Regions from separate parts of the Homo sapiens genome. Here region 2 is linked to region 1. A link is an interaction called in ENCODE POLR2A ChIA-PET data of the cell type or tissue named here. Cell type or tissue: IMR-90. All regions are shown on one strand. Links, peaks and the distances in the headings refer to the core of each region. The heading gives the core; the rest is flanking DNA.

The links. ChIA-PET counts read pairs that join two places held together with the same protein. Peaks named below come from ENCODE experiments on the same cell type or tissue, not always from the same donor. Only the 100,000 strongest peaks of a DNase experiment are listed, where the experiment ranks them.
Region 2: POLR2A ChIA-PET joins it to region 1 with 13 read pairs; 2 of 35 experiments call an interaction of 5 or more read pairs at or near these places.

Annotation. Positions count from the first base shown.
Region 1 is chr2:215,747,693-215,755,648 of GRCh38, forward strand. It overlaps LINC00607 (long intergenic non-protein coding RNA 607), which reads right to left. Exons shown (of 10, transcript NR_037195.1): 2 at 2,551-2,725. Among named protein-coding and RNA genes, the nearest start is that of LINC01614, 34 kb to the left of the region's middle. In IMR-90, for the core only: no CTCF peak of the experiment used is centred there; DNase peaks (open chromatin) are centred at 2,139 and 3,729; H3K27ac peaks cover 292 bases.
Region 2 is chr2:215,424,530-215,430,393 of GRCh38, forward strand. FN1 (fibronectin 1) reads right to left here. Exons shown (of 46, transcript NM_212482.4): 6 at 3,651-3,809; 7 at 565-756. Among named protein-coding and RNA genes, the nearest start is that of FN1-DT, 8.2 kb to the right of the region's middle. In IMR-90, for the core only: no CTCF peak of the experiment used is centred there; no DNase peak of the experiment used is centred there.

The DNA of each region.
Region 1 (7,956 bases), core at 1,600-6,599:
CTGTGGATAAATAGCGGGACTACTAGGTTGGGCTTACTAGGTAGTGCTCTGATAGATTCTCTCTCTCTCTTTCTCTCTCTCTCTGTATATATACATATATATATGTTTTCATTGGCTGCATGGAGCTTTAGTTTTTATTTTTATTTTTCAGAGACAGAGTCTCACTCTGTCATCCAGGCCGGAATGGAATGGTGCAATCATAGCTCACTGCAGCCTTGATCTCCTGGGCTCACACAATCCTCCCACCTTAGCCTCCCAAGTAGCCAGGACTACAGGCACATGCCACTACACCTAGCTAATTTTTTTTTTATTTTTATAGAGACAGGAGCTCCATATGTTGCCCAGACTGGTCTCAAACTCCTGGGCTCAAGCAATCTTCCCGCCTCATCCTCCCAGAGTGCTGTGATTATAGATGTGAGCTGCGCCCAAGCGGCCCTGATAGAGTATTTTTTTTTTTAAACATCAGGCCAGACCATACTCCTGTAGAAAGGGAAGAGGTTTACTCCTGAAAAGAGAGGCTAGTCCCAGTGTCACACTTATCTGAGGAGGAGGTGGGAAAACGGCACTCTGAAGGCAGGCCTTAGCCAGATAGGACAGAATTCCTAGCCTTTCTCTCTCCCTCTGAACTTTGAGTTGGCTCAGTTGGCTTGGGAGCAAAGCTTAAAGATGGCTTTGGACACACAAACCCAGCCCTGAAGAAGACAAGAAGGCATCCGGTAAGATATCTCAAGCTGAAGACTAACGCATCTTACTTTACAAAGTGTATTTCTCATTTTATGTTCCTCTTTTATTCGATGTTTTTGTTAAAAATCTAGCCTTCTGTGAGAGCCTTTAAAAATGCTTCAGCTGTGCTGGAGGAACTAAGGTCATGCTGGGGGTGCATGCTAGGAGAGGCGTGTCATCTGAGGCCAGCATGATCATGCCTGGTGTGACTCTTGGAGTGAACTTCTCAGTTCACATCCCTGGCCCCTTCCCAGGGACTTGCCCCGATTCAGTGAGGTGAGTTCCAGAGGTCGTGTCTTTACTTGGTGACATGAGCCAGGGCTACTTTCTTCAGGGCTGAATGCCTAAATGAAGCCGGGCTAATCATATTGTCTTTCCTGGAAATGTGGAGATTTGTGTTCAGAGGACCGGCACCTGAGGGTCCTGGAGCTGAGCCACAGAGCATCCTAAAGGGAAAGTCCAGATATTCCCACAGTTAAGGTCTCTGGAGCCTCCCTACTTCTTACCCTGCTGAGGTTTGGTTTTTAAACTCAGATCTTCTCAATACATTTTTCTTTTTACTTAAACTGGACAAAGTCTGTTTCTCCCCCTTTAATCAAATGAATCTCAATTAATACATAGCAGCGGCAGTCAATTTTTTTTTTTTAAAGAAATCTCCAAAGGCAAGGTAAGTAGTGGCGTATAGGAATAGCAGGCTTGAAGCTCTACCATTCAGTGGTAACCCTAAGTAAATCCCTAAGTGGAGAATCCTAAGTAAAATAGAGGTACAGTTACCAAATAATCAGGGTAGATCCCAGGGGTCAAAATCTGAGGAGAGTTAGCCTCAGGGAAGTGGAGCCATGATGTACCAGCAGCTGAGCACCAAGGAGAAAACAGAACACAAAGCATTAAACAGGCTGCCCAGTGGATGGTCAAAATAGGGGACAGGTGTGAGCAGAGTTTAGCTAAGGAGCTAAAGTTCAGAGGAATGACCTCAGGCTTAGACAAACTGAAACTCAGGGCAGGGACACAAGTCAGGGTGACAAAACACTACCCAGTGGGATCATAGGTCAAAGCAGAAGCCCAGTTACCAGAACTGGAGCACGAGGTCAGAGCAGGGCAGCTCATCAGTGTGTAACCAATGCTGCTGGACTCCTCAGTTTCCCAACAAGGGACAGGTCTGGTCCCACAGTCTGGAGCAGGGCTAAGGCTGCAGGCAGGGGTGAAGAACAAGGCAGCCGGGGTGTGGGGACAGGGAGTCAGTGCTCACACTGCGATCTCGCAGCCTTCTTCTCCATAGTGACACAGCCCTGGGGCCTCTGCTCAGCCCCTGAGCTTCCAAGCAGAAAGAGCTGTAGGAGAGGATGAAGTAAGTCAGGGAAACGGAGCCACCGTCATCAGCCTGGAGCCCTTGTCCTGCATGGAGTGGCGCGTGGGGGCGGAGGAGAGGGAGAGCTGCTTTTGTTTGTTTATTTCCTCATAGCAACTCACAAACTTAGCCAAATACAGATACAAATGAAGTGCATGAAAACTTTCCTAACTTCCTGACTCAGAATCGTTACTAAATATATAGATCAGATGTAGGCGGACGAAGGCAGAATTGTAGGTTCCACCTAACAGTCCTCAAACACTGCTGCCCCTGTGCCCCTCCATGTAGAAAGAGCTCCCAAAGGTCACCAGGATGTGCTTGCCGTTTTGCTCAGTATTTTCTAAAATAATCAAAATGGAAACTGAAAATTCACCTTCCTCATGTCTCCTAACCTCAGAGGAGCCAAGCACAACTGGAGAGGCTTGGTCGAAATTGATGATTGATTGATTAGTTATCCTCTCTTTAGTGCCCTCTCTCACCTTACTCCTCATTTACTCCTGTGACAGGCCATGACGGGGGCTCACAGGACTGAAGATATGGCTACAGTTCCCATGGGGTGCAGGTGATTCCAGCAGGCTGAGACGAAGTTTCAGCACAGAGGGCATGGATGAGTTGGTGTTTCCATGAGAGGAAGGATTGGATAGGTCACGCATTCTGAAACAGATTTGCAAGGGTCTTTAGAAGTTATCTGGCTCCAGTGTGCATCATCTGATGAAACTGGTTTATCTAGCAGTTGGCAAAGGGTAAGGTTATTCTTAATGAATATTTCCATGAGGGCCCAGGATTAGGTGTATCAACATGTTCATTCCTAGATTTCAGCTGTCCTTGAAGAAACTGGTAGAGGGGAAGGGAGAGGGAGTGGAGGCAATTGTAGAATAGAGAGGATCATATCAGACCTTGTCATGAAGGTAGTGTAAGCCTCAAAAGAATTTGTCACCAAGCTCCACAAAAGAAATAAAAACTTTTCCCTTCTTCCTTTTGTAATCTACCTTTACTGAATTTGGACTACATAAACTCATTTGTTTTCAATTTAACCGCTATGTGATTAGTGGGGTAGGTTGCCAGAATATGCAGAAAAGAAAATAAAAATACTGTAAATCAAGTTTTCCCATTCTTCACCCCTGCCGCCTTTGCATTTGGGGACCTTCAAAGCTCCTGGCAGGATGTGGCTTTGACTCTGGGTTTTCTCATGTACAGCCCTTAGAAGAGTGCTTGGCACATAACAAATGCTGTGTAAGCATTTGCGATTAGTAGTAACATTTGTAGTCACATTTGTACCTTTCATGTAGAATTCCCTACCCTTAATCCAGCCAACTCCTACCTTCCCTGATAGACCACGGCCTTCATCACTGTCCAGGGCTTAGGGCTTACAGAATTTAACTCTGAATACTTTGATTAAAATCATTGTTTCTACAGATGAGAAAGTTAAAAAGGACTCCCCACTTTATGTAGCTCTTGGAGAGGGAACTTGATGATTAAGCTACTCTCAATTATTAATACTGAGAAGAAGAAAAATGTGCAGGCAGTCCTCACTGCCATCCCCTCTTAAATTCCATCCATCTGCTGCCTGGATGGTGCTGACAAACCCCTATTTCACTTTTCACTTCATTGATTCACTCATTCAACAGTTTCCCTGCTGATTCATCCGTCTCAAAGTCAACTTGTTAACATTTTACCTTACCAATTCAGGAACACCAGCGGTTGGAAAAAGAATGTAAGTACTGGTTACTCCATAGCAGGAGATGAAAAGATGATTCATTCCTTACCATTCCTCTGCTTTCAATTACTTTTGTAAGAATACCATGTAGCAAAAGCTGAGGTGCCCTGCATGCAGTCAAAAACGTATTTTTGCACCTTTTTCATTCATGGATCCATAGGATTCTACTAGACAGTCCTCTCCCATTTAGGATTGTCTGTTCTCAATATCATAGACTAAATACAAACAACTGTGAAAGGCAGCTGTTCACAATGAAGCAGCCACAAAGCTAAGCACAAAGGTATTCTGCAGTGGTTTTTGAGCTTCAACTATCCAACTTGATTCATTCCCTGTAAGTCCAGTTTTCCCTAGCCTGCAAACATAAATAAGGAAAGTCATTTTCCTATTATTTACAGCAACTTCAAGACTCCATTTATCAAATTAGCTGGGCCACAGTCCCCTTCCCCAGGAATCCTCAAAGGTGGTGGTATTTCATGTGCTTTCCTGAGTCAGTTAATCTCTGCTTCCATGGGCTCAGGCCATCAATCTCCACTCCGTCCACTGGCCACTTAGGCCAACTGCCAGTTGCCATTTACTCCTCTAGAACTGCTGACCTGCCTATGGCGAATGCTGCTATTTCCATGCCACTCTTGGTTGAGGAGGGAAGGGAAAAGTGGGATGCACTCCCTCCCTGTTCCTTGCGTGTCTGGTGTATAAGAGATATTTCCTTGACACAGCTGAAACCAGGCTGTAACTTTTGACAACACTTCATTTAAGGTCCTGAGATAACAGGGGGGAATAGTAACCTTGCAGCTCCAAATGTAGTTCATGCACAGCAGCCTCAGCATCACCTGGGAGTTGGAGAGCAATTCGAAATCTCAGGTCCCATTCCAGTCTTCCTAAACAGTGTGCATTTTAACAAAACATTCAGGTAATTTGTATGCATGTTAAAGTTCGAGAAACATGAATTTCTTTTTTAAAAATATTTTTATTATACTTTAAGTTCTGGGGTACACATGCAGAATATGCAGGTTTGTTCCATAGGTATACACGTGCCATGGTGGTTTGCTGCACCCATCAACCCGTCATCTATGAGAAACAAGAATTTCAACACAGACGAACTTTCATCTGCATGCCACATATCCATCACTGGCCTCTCCACATTCACCCTCCACCCTTTTCCACCTTTGTTCTCTGCTTAGGATGTTGACCTCTCTTGACTGCATGGGTCAGGGCCTTCTTTCCCTACGGCTTCAGAGGATAGGAGGAAAATTGGGTTAGTTTGACCTCAGGCTGGCTGCAACCCTCTGGATTGTGAATTGCCTTGAGGAAGCCCAACTCACTTCCTTGGTCTTAGACCTGCTATGGAGGGCCCCATTTCCTTATCCAGAAATCGCTTCCTTTCACATATGATTAGTAGTGTGAATGTCCACCCTTATCAACCACTTTTATGGTTTCCCCCAGACCCAATACAACAATAACACTAAAACAGTCTGGGCGAACGGCTTACGCCTGTCATCCCAGCATTTTGGGAGGCCTAAGGTGGATAGATCACCTGAGGTCAGGAGTTCAAGACCAGCCTGGCCAACATGGTCAGAAACCCTGTCTCTACTAAAAAAATACAAAATTAGCTGGGCATGGTGGCATATGTTTGTAATCCCAGCTACTTGTGAGGCTGAGGCAGGAGAATTGCTTGAACCTAGGAGATGGAGGTGGCAGTGAGCCAAGATCACATCATTGCGCTCCAGCTTGGGCTAAACAGTGAAACTCCATCTCAAAAAAAAAAAAAAAGAAACCCAAAAAGCAAAAAACAGTGGCCCAATATTAGAACATTCTCCAACATCCACTTATCTAGTCTTGGAGAGCAGTTCATCTAAGACATCCATAGTCCTGCCCGGACCGATCAGTAAAAGCATAGTCTTCTGCTTTGGAACAATCTTTTCTGCAGTGTTAGGGCTGGATTTGCATGTTCTTCCAGCCAGCATATCCATCACAGCACGTAATATCCTGAGAAACAGCTCAAAGTGGAATAAACATATCTCCCCTTGAACCCATCACAGCTTTTGAAAGTTATAGGAGGGCCTCCACCCTTGCCCAATTATAATCCATTCTTCAATCAGGAACCAGAGTCCTCCTCCTAAATTGCAAATCAGATGTCACCCTTCTGTATAAAGCTTTATGCGGACTCAGTTTGTACGTAAAACATAAACCATGGCGTTGCAGTTCAGTTTTTCCAAGAAGCAGATCCTGAGATGAAGGTCAGTATATAGGAGGTTAATCGGTGAGTACTCTCAGGGTCAACTCCTGTGGAGGACATGAAGGAGGCAGGATTGGACAGAGAAGGAAACAGTTGCAGCAAAAGCTGCCACCAGTCCCACAGAGCTTTGGAACCTGCATGACTATGCAGCGTCATCCTTAATTGAATCAAAAGGAGCCCAGCCTTTGTATGTTAGCATTGCCAGTCATTCCTGGGCTGCCCTATGGAAAACAAGTGTGACCTTGGACCACCACCAGGCTCTCTTCAGCCAAGGGCAATTCCCAGTGGGACTTCAGCTTCAAACTGGCATTGCCCACACTCTTGGCAGCTGGGAAAAGGAGTGCTCCTTTCCAAAAAGTGGTGCGCTGGAGTTGGACCGGATAGCATAACACGGTCTACTACTCATGATCTGTACAATTCTCCAGGATCTGGCCCAGTGTACCTGTGTAACGTTGTCTTACCCACTCACCACCCACTGGACTGGAGTCTCATTGGCCTCCATCTGGATTCCTCGGGGACTCTGTACTTACTGTCCTCTTACCCAGACCGCACCCCCTGCATCTTTGTGTGGCTGGTGTCTTCTCCTTCAGGTCTTAGGTCAGAGATCACTGCCACAAAGACACCTTCTTTGACCACCTGTTTAATGTAACTCTCACACTTCATGTGCTTGTGGCTGTTAATGTCACACTGCTTATTTCTTTCATAGACCTTATCACAAAATGGCATTATGTATTTTCTTCCTTGTTTAAGTGCTGCTCAAAAGCTTCTTTAGGGCAGAGACTTTTTGTTGCTCTTCTTTATTCCTTTCCCCCAATGCCTAGGGTAGTGACCAAAACATAGCAGATGCTATAAATCAATGAATGAATGAACAGTGCGTTCTGAATTGGAGTTGTTTTTATACTTTCATGCTTTTAGAGGCATGGCTTCCTCTAAGTGGAGTGCATTGTCTTTCCTCCTAACAAATTCGCACTTGGCTCAAACGTCAGCTTCTCTGTAAAATACTGTCATCTGCTCATATGACCCCCTTCCCTTTCTCATCTTGCCACCCTCAGCTCTCTATGGCTAGCACAATGCCTAGCACAGAGGAAGCAGTGATAACATTGAATGCCCACTGTGTGCCCAGTATTGCTATGTGAACAAAACAGACAAAATCCTTGCCCTTGTGAAATTTATATTCTAGTTGGGGAAGACAGACATAAACAAAATAAATAATTTAACTATATACTTCTGCAGAAAACAGGGCTAGAGAATACTAGGTGTTATTGCAAAAATTAAAAAGAGTAGCCAGAGAAGATCTCACTGAGTCCTGAGCTTCTTCAAGGAGCAGCAAGGGAACCAGTAGGACATGAGCAGTGAGTGAGGGAGAGAACGGCAGAAGAGATCAAAGATGTAACGGGGCCAGACCATGAGGAGTCTTGTAATCACTGTCAGTGAGAAGGGAACCATTGGAGGCTCTTTCTGAGCCGAGGAGTAACACAACCTGACTTAGGTGTTGAGGGCGTCTGTATGTAGCTGGGCGCAGTGGTGGCACCTGTAATCCCAGCTATTTGGGAGGCTGAGGTGGGAGAATTGCTTGAGCCCAGGAGGCGGAGTGATCCAAGATCACGCCACTGCACTCCAGCCTGGGCGACAGAGCGAGACTCTCGTCTGGAAAAAAAAAAGAGAGAGAGAGAGAGAGCAGGTGGTATGGAGGCAAGTGTGGAAATCAGGAGACCTCCTGGGGCCAGTGGCCCAGGTAAACTTGGATTTCGCTGATGTCACCGGAGGTGGTAAAAAGTGGACAGGTTCTGGATATATTTGTAAGATAGAGCAATCAAGATCTGTTTGTAGATTGGATGTGAAATGAGCCAGAGGAGTCAAGGACTACCCAGCATTTTCGTCTAAGCGTGGAGTTTCCATTCACTGGATAGGTAAGATGGCAGGACAAGCAGG
Region 2 (5,864 bases), core at 42-5,041, 320 kb before region 1:
TCTGCTGATGTCCTTCATGACCACTTCTGCTGCCATGCCTCAGTTTCTCTATTTGTAAAGCTATATTTATACAGGTCAATTAAGGATGCTGCTTAAGGATGTTGGGATAATATTTATGACTATATCTATGCCATAAAATTAATATATGAGACTATTCTGGGGGAGAATTGTGTAGCAATTGTTATTGCCATAGTGACTACCATGTTTGTAGTGCAGAATACATATATTAGGTTATTGGAAGATGTTTACATCACAAAGCTGCTGAAATTTGAGATTTAGAATATAAAACATTGATGATTATTCAGAAAGTAGCTCTCTTGTAACAACACTTTAGACAGATAAATACAATAAAATTTTTACCCATGATATCCATGACCAGAAAGAAAATACATAAATTAAAAAGATTGGAAGAAACTATTTCAAATGCCAACCCTAATTGTTATCACAGGGTGGTAAGATTACAGGCTTCTTGTTTGTTTTATTGTTTCACATTGAAAATGTATTGTCCTTCAAAAACTAAATAATAAAGTCATCAGTCCTATTCTTCAAAAAGATAATGCATACCTGTCTCTTGGCAGCTGACTCCGTTGCCCAGGCACGTGCAAAGCATTTGCTTATTTCCTTGTGTCTTCAGCCACTGCATCCCCACAGAGTAGACCACACCACTGTCTGTGACACAGTGGCCATAGGGAGGAGGCTGGGGGTGAGGCTGCGGTTGGTAAACAGCTGCACGAACATCGGTGAAGGGGCCAGATCCTAATGGCATGAAAAGGGAATGTCACAAAACTGGGTGAGAGAAGACAATTCACTACTTTCTGCAGTCAGGATCTTCAGGATCTCACAGAGATCACTCTGAAATCTATGTCGCTACTGGCCTGGGACTGGAAAAAAATGTCCCTTATTCAGCAGTAGCTTTTGCATTTAGCCTAGGAAATAATCCACAAGTGTCTACCAAGTGGTCTCCATCCTCCAGCTCAGCTGGGGCTACTGGGATTATATTTCTTTTTGTTTGTTTGTTTTTTGGTTTTTTGGGTTGTTTTTGAGATGGGGTCTCACTCTGTTGCCCAGGCTGGAGTGCAGTGGCGCGGTCTCGGCTCACTGCAACCTCTGCCTCCTGGGTTCAAGCTATTCTCCTGCCTCAACCTCCCAAGTAGCTGCAATTACAGGCACGCACCACCATGCCCAGCTGATTTTTTTTGTATTTTTTAGTAGAGACGGGGTTTTGCCATGTTGGCAAACTCCTGACCTCAAACTCCTGTCTCAAACTCCTGACCTCAGGGGATCCACCCGCTTCGGCCTCCCAAAGTGCTGGGATTACAGGCATGAGCCACCTCGCCTGGCCGGGATTATATTTCTCAATCACAGACATCATCCTGCCACTCCATACAGCAGATACCTTCAACACATCCTCACTCTTCTGAGTAACCGAGCTCATCAGAGGGTGCCTTCAGCAGCTGTCCTGGATTTTCTGGAGGTCACCTCCACCTTCCACATTTTATTTCTCCTCTGGATTATTTGTGATTCTATTGTGTTTTTTCTAAAACCAATTGATCCTCTTAAGACAGCTTTCCTTTCAGAATAACACAACAGGATGTGTTGATCTTTTCTTTTTTCTTTTTTTTTTTTTTTTTTTTTTTGAGACGGAGTCTCACTCTGTCACCCAGGCTGGAGTGCAGTGGCGCAATCTCGGCTCACTGCAAGCTCTGCCTCCCGGGTTCACGCCATTCTCCTGCCTCAGCCTCCCGAGTAGCTGGGACTACAGGCACCCGCCACCACGCCCGGCTAATTTTTTGTATTTTTAGTAGAGACGGGGTTTCACCGTGTTAGCCAGGATGGTCTCGATCTCCTGACCTTGTGATCCACCCGCCTTGGCCTCCCAAAGTGCTGGGATTACAGGCGTGAGCCACCGCGCCCGGCCGATCTTTTCTTTCAACTTTTAGATATCTGTTCTCTTGAAGGCCAGGGCCCACCGCAGAACAGAATCAGGGCTGAGGCTAGACCAAAGGTACACTGAATTCAGTGCCTCCCTAAGTGCTGCTGAACACTAGAACCCAAAGATGTTCACAGACAAAGAATCCCAAGGTCAAACGTACTAGGGAGACATGGCGCCCATCCCCTACACTCTACCATGGAGAGTATGATGTAAAGGAACACACAGATTCTGCAGAGCAGGTTCCATTTTGTTTAACCCATTGCTTCTCAAACTTTTTTGAACAATGGAATCTTTTCAGTATTGGCAATATTCATATATAGCTAACATTTATTGAGTGTTTATCCCCATTTAATTCCCACCTACACTTTTAATCTATTTTGGTAGACTGACATTTATAATTTTTTTTATTTTTTATTTTATTTTATTTTTTTGAGATGGGGTCTCGCTGTATCACCCAGGCTGGAGTGCAGTGGTGCGATCTCGGGTCACTGCAAACTCCACCTCCCGGGTTCATGCCATTCTCCTGCCTCAGCCTCCCGAGTAGCTGGGACTACAGGCGCCCGCCACAACGCCTGGTTAATTTTTTGTATTTTTAGTAGAGATGGGGTTTCACCGTGTTAGCCAGGATGGTCTTGATCTCCTGACCTCGTGATCCGCCTGCCTCGGCCTCCCAAAGTGCTGGGATTACAGGCGTGAGCCACCGCGCGTGGCCGATGTTTATAATTTTTTTTGGCCAGTAGCAATTTTATTAATGATAATAAAATAACTCAAAGATATTATCAAATCTAATCTTGTTCACCTTCATAAGTGCTCAAAGCAAGACAAAAACTCATCAAAAGAAGAAAAATTAGAACAATTAATATTTTTAATTGAAGGATGGCTGAGACACTACGTAATGATGTTGGCACATCATATAGTAAAAAGTTAATCAAAACATATTAAAAATAATGAGAGGAGTGCACGTCCTTGTTGGCCATATTTCTCTCTTCAGATTTTTATGAAACATTTATGACGTAAAAATCTTTTTCTCATGCCAAAAATGATTAAAACTTGTTTTTTAAAAAGAATGCTTAGATATCATGTCTTTCATGGCCATCTCTAAGTCCTCTCTGAATTTCTAAAATTTCGAATGCCAATACATGAAGGAAATAATTGTGTGTTACTTTATAGAATGTAACAAAGTTTGCCAGAGCATAGAAACCACATATAAAGGATGGTTTCCACTACAAAAAGAGTTCAATGTCGGGACAGGGAAGTATATTTCATTCAAAAACAAACAAACAAAAAATCCAAATGCACTTTTTTTGTCCTTTCCTAGCAGAAGAACCAGGTAGTCATATAATTAATTATAACTCTCATTTCCTTTCAAATGAACTTTGGATATTCAAAATACGTGTGTGTGTGCGTGTGTGCGTGATCTATCCATGGTAAGTTTTATGATGCTAGCATTCTTTAAAACTCAGTTTTATCTTTTGGAGATAAATCTGGCTTTTTTCCCCCTAAGGTTTATTTGTATGTCATTTTTCTTTTTTTCTGAAAAATTTAAAACTTGACATTAAAAAAAGTTTTAACAACCAATAATGTGTAAATTATCTTAGGTTATTAGCTGAAACACTGCAAATTATCCTCAAATGGCATGTCAAAGGAAAGATGGATTTGCGGAAATATTTCTTGACCTGCTTCCCCATTTCCCGCCCCTGCTCGTCCTGTGCCTCACCGCTCGATGTGGTCTGCACAGAGGTGTGCCTCTCACACTTCCACTCTCCTCGGCCGTTGCCTGTGCAGATGCACTGGAGCAGGTTTCCTCGATTATCCTTCTTGCTCCAGGTGTCTCCAATTCTATAGGATGTCCTTGTGTCCTGATCGTTGCATCTATCTGTGTCACAAAGGAAGCACATACATACATCAGGTCGAGAGTCGCAAGTGGTCAATTCAAACTTAAAAAAGGAATGCTATCTATGCCTGGTAATCTATTTTTGGTAATATGTTCATATTCAGCTCTGGTGCTGCAAGGTATTACACTTCTGAAAGATGAAATTACATTTGTTACAGTGGAAAGGCAGCTGAATGGTTTAGTCTAGTTTCATCTCTCTGTCAAATAACATTTTCATTTATCTATTTATTTATTGTTTTCACACTGTTCCTTTGACTAACTTCATTCTCTGGCATTATATTTCATCTTTTTCCTTCTCAGGCTCTTCCAGGATTTTTCTTAGTCATCACTGTTTATGGCCTGCCTTTCAATAGGGACCTTGCTTTAGAAAACTAAAAACAGGCTAAGCGCGGTGGCTCACGCCTGTAATCCTAGTACTTTAGGAGGGTGGATCACCTGCAGTCAGGAGTTCAAGACCAGCCTGGGCAACATGGTGAAACCCCCGTCTCTACTAAAAATACCAAAAAAAATTAGCCGGCTGTGGTGGCGGGCGCCTGTAATCCAAGCTACTCGGGAAGCTGAGGCAAGAGAATCGCTTGAACCCGGGAGGTGGAGGTTGCAATGAGCTGAGATCACACCATTGCACTCCAGCCTGGGCGACAGGGTGAGACTGTCTCAAAAACAAAACAAAACAAAACAAAACAAAAAAAACAAGCAAACAAAAAAAAGCTTATAACAATGGGGAGGCAAGCAGGTATCAAAGGGTCTTCACCAATGGCTACAAAGAAGCTATAAGAAGGTGGTAGTATCTCTTTCTTCATTTGTTATGTAAAAAATGTAGAGGATGCACAATTTCTTTGACTAAAATATTATTTTCCCTTCCCCTATACCCAAACATCTACAGTATTTAAAAATCACTAGCAAAATAGCCCCAAATTATTCAGTGTTAGCCCTCCACTGGAAGAGTGGGATCAACATAAAATGATAATTTGTAACTAAATGACCATTAGTCTATGCGTGCATTTATCTGGTAAATAGATTATTTAAATTATAATCCAAATTTGCTCTGTGCCACGATGTGAGTATAGAGGATCTGATGTCTTTGTGAATTGGATATTGTTGCAACTCCTGGGTTAGAGAAAAAAAATTAATAGTTGATGTAGGTTCAAACAAATACACACCCACATCCATCTACCACAAGAATAGAAGTTTGCATGAAGGTATAATTACTGATTAGAGCTTTTTCCCAAATCCCCAGCGAAAAGTATTATCATCCCCTGAACCTCCATAGCACTACTTTCAGTATTTCTGTTGAAATCTTTAATACTGTGTTTTGCAGATGATAAATATGTATAAGACTTTCTCATCTCCCTGACCCCCTAAGTACTCTTTGAAGGCTGGGCTAATGTTCATTTCATATCTGCACCCCTATAATACCTTGAACAAAGTAAGTCCTTATAAAATTTTCTGGAATAAATGACTTCTCTTTGAGAAACTTTTCCCAACTTGCTATTTAAAGAGTTCTAAATAACAGATAAGGTTTGAATCAGACATCTAATTTGTCTTAAGCTAAAATATTGCCACAAAGATCTTGGAAGTCTGATGATCACAGTAACATTTTAAATGCAAAATATCTAATAAACCAGCAAGTTTCTGGGAAAGCTTTGGTCAAAATGGTTACCACTTTTCATGAGAGACCTATTTTTGTTAGCAAAGAATTTGAATTTGGATGATGGCTATGTTAAAGGTAGTTAAATGGGTTCAGCTAGATAAATAAAACAGGTTCAAATTATTTGGATTTGATTTTAAACTTATTTACAACACCAGTAGTTAATGGCTGTTTTACTTCAACAAACTCTCTAGCTGTTATTAGTTTACAATATCAAAAAAGGAGCCTTCAAACCCAAAGGCAACAATTAAGACCCCAAGACAATCTTAGAAGGAGCAGTAAAGACACCAGAGGCCAGCTTCTTTACAGCACTAATCAAATGCGTTAGGTCAGAGACACTATCCCTAACTCCAGAGTAGATAAATCATTTTAATTTATGGGATAAATTC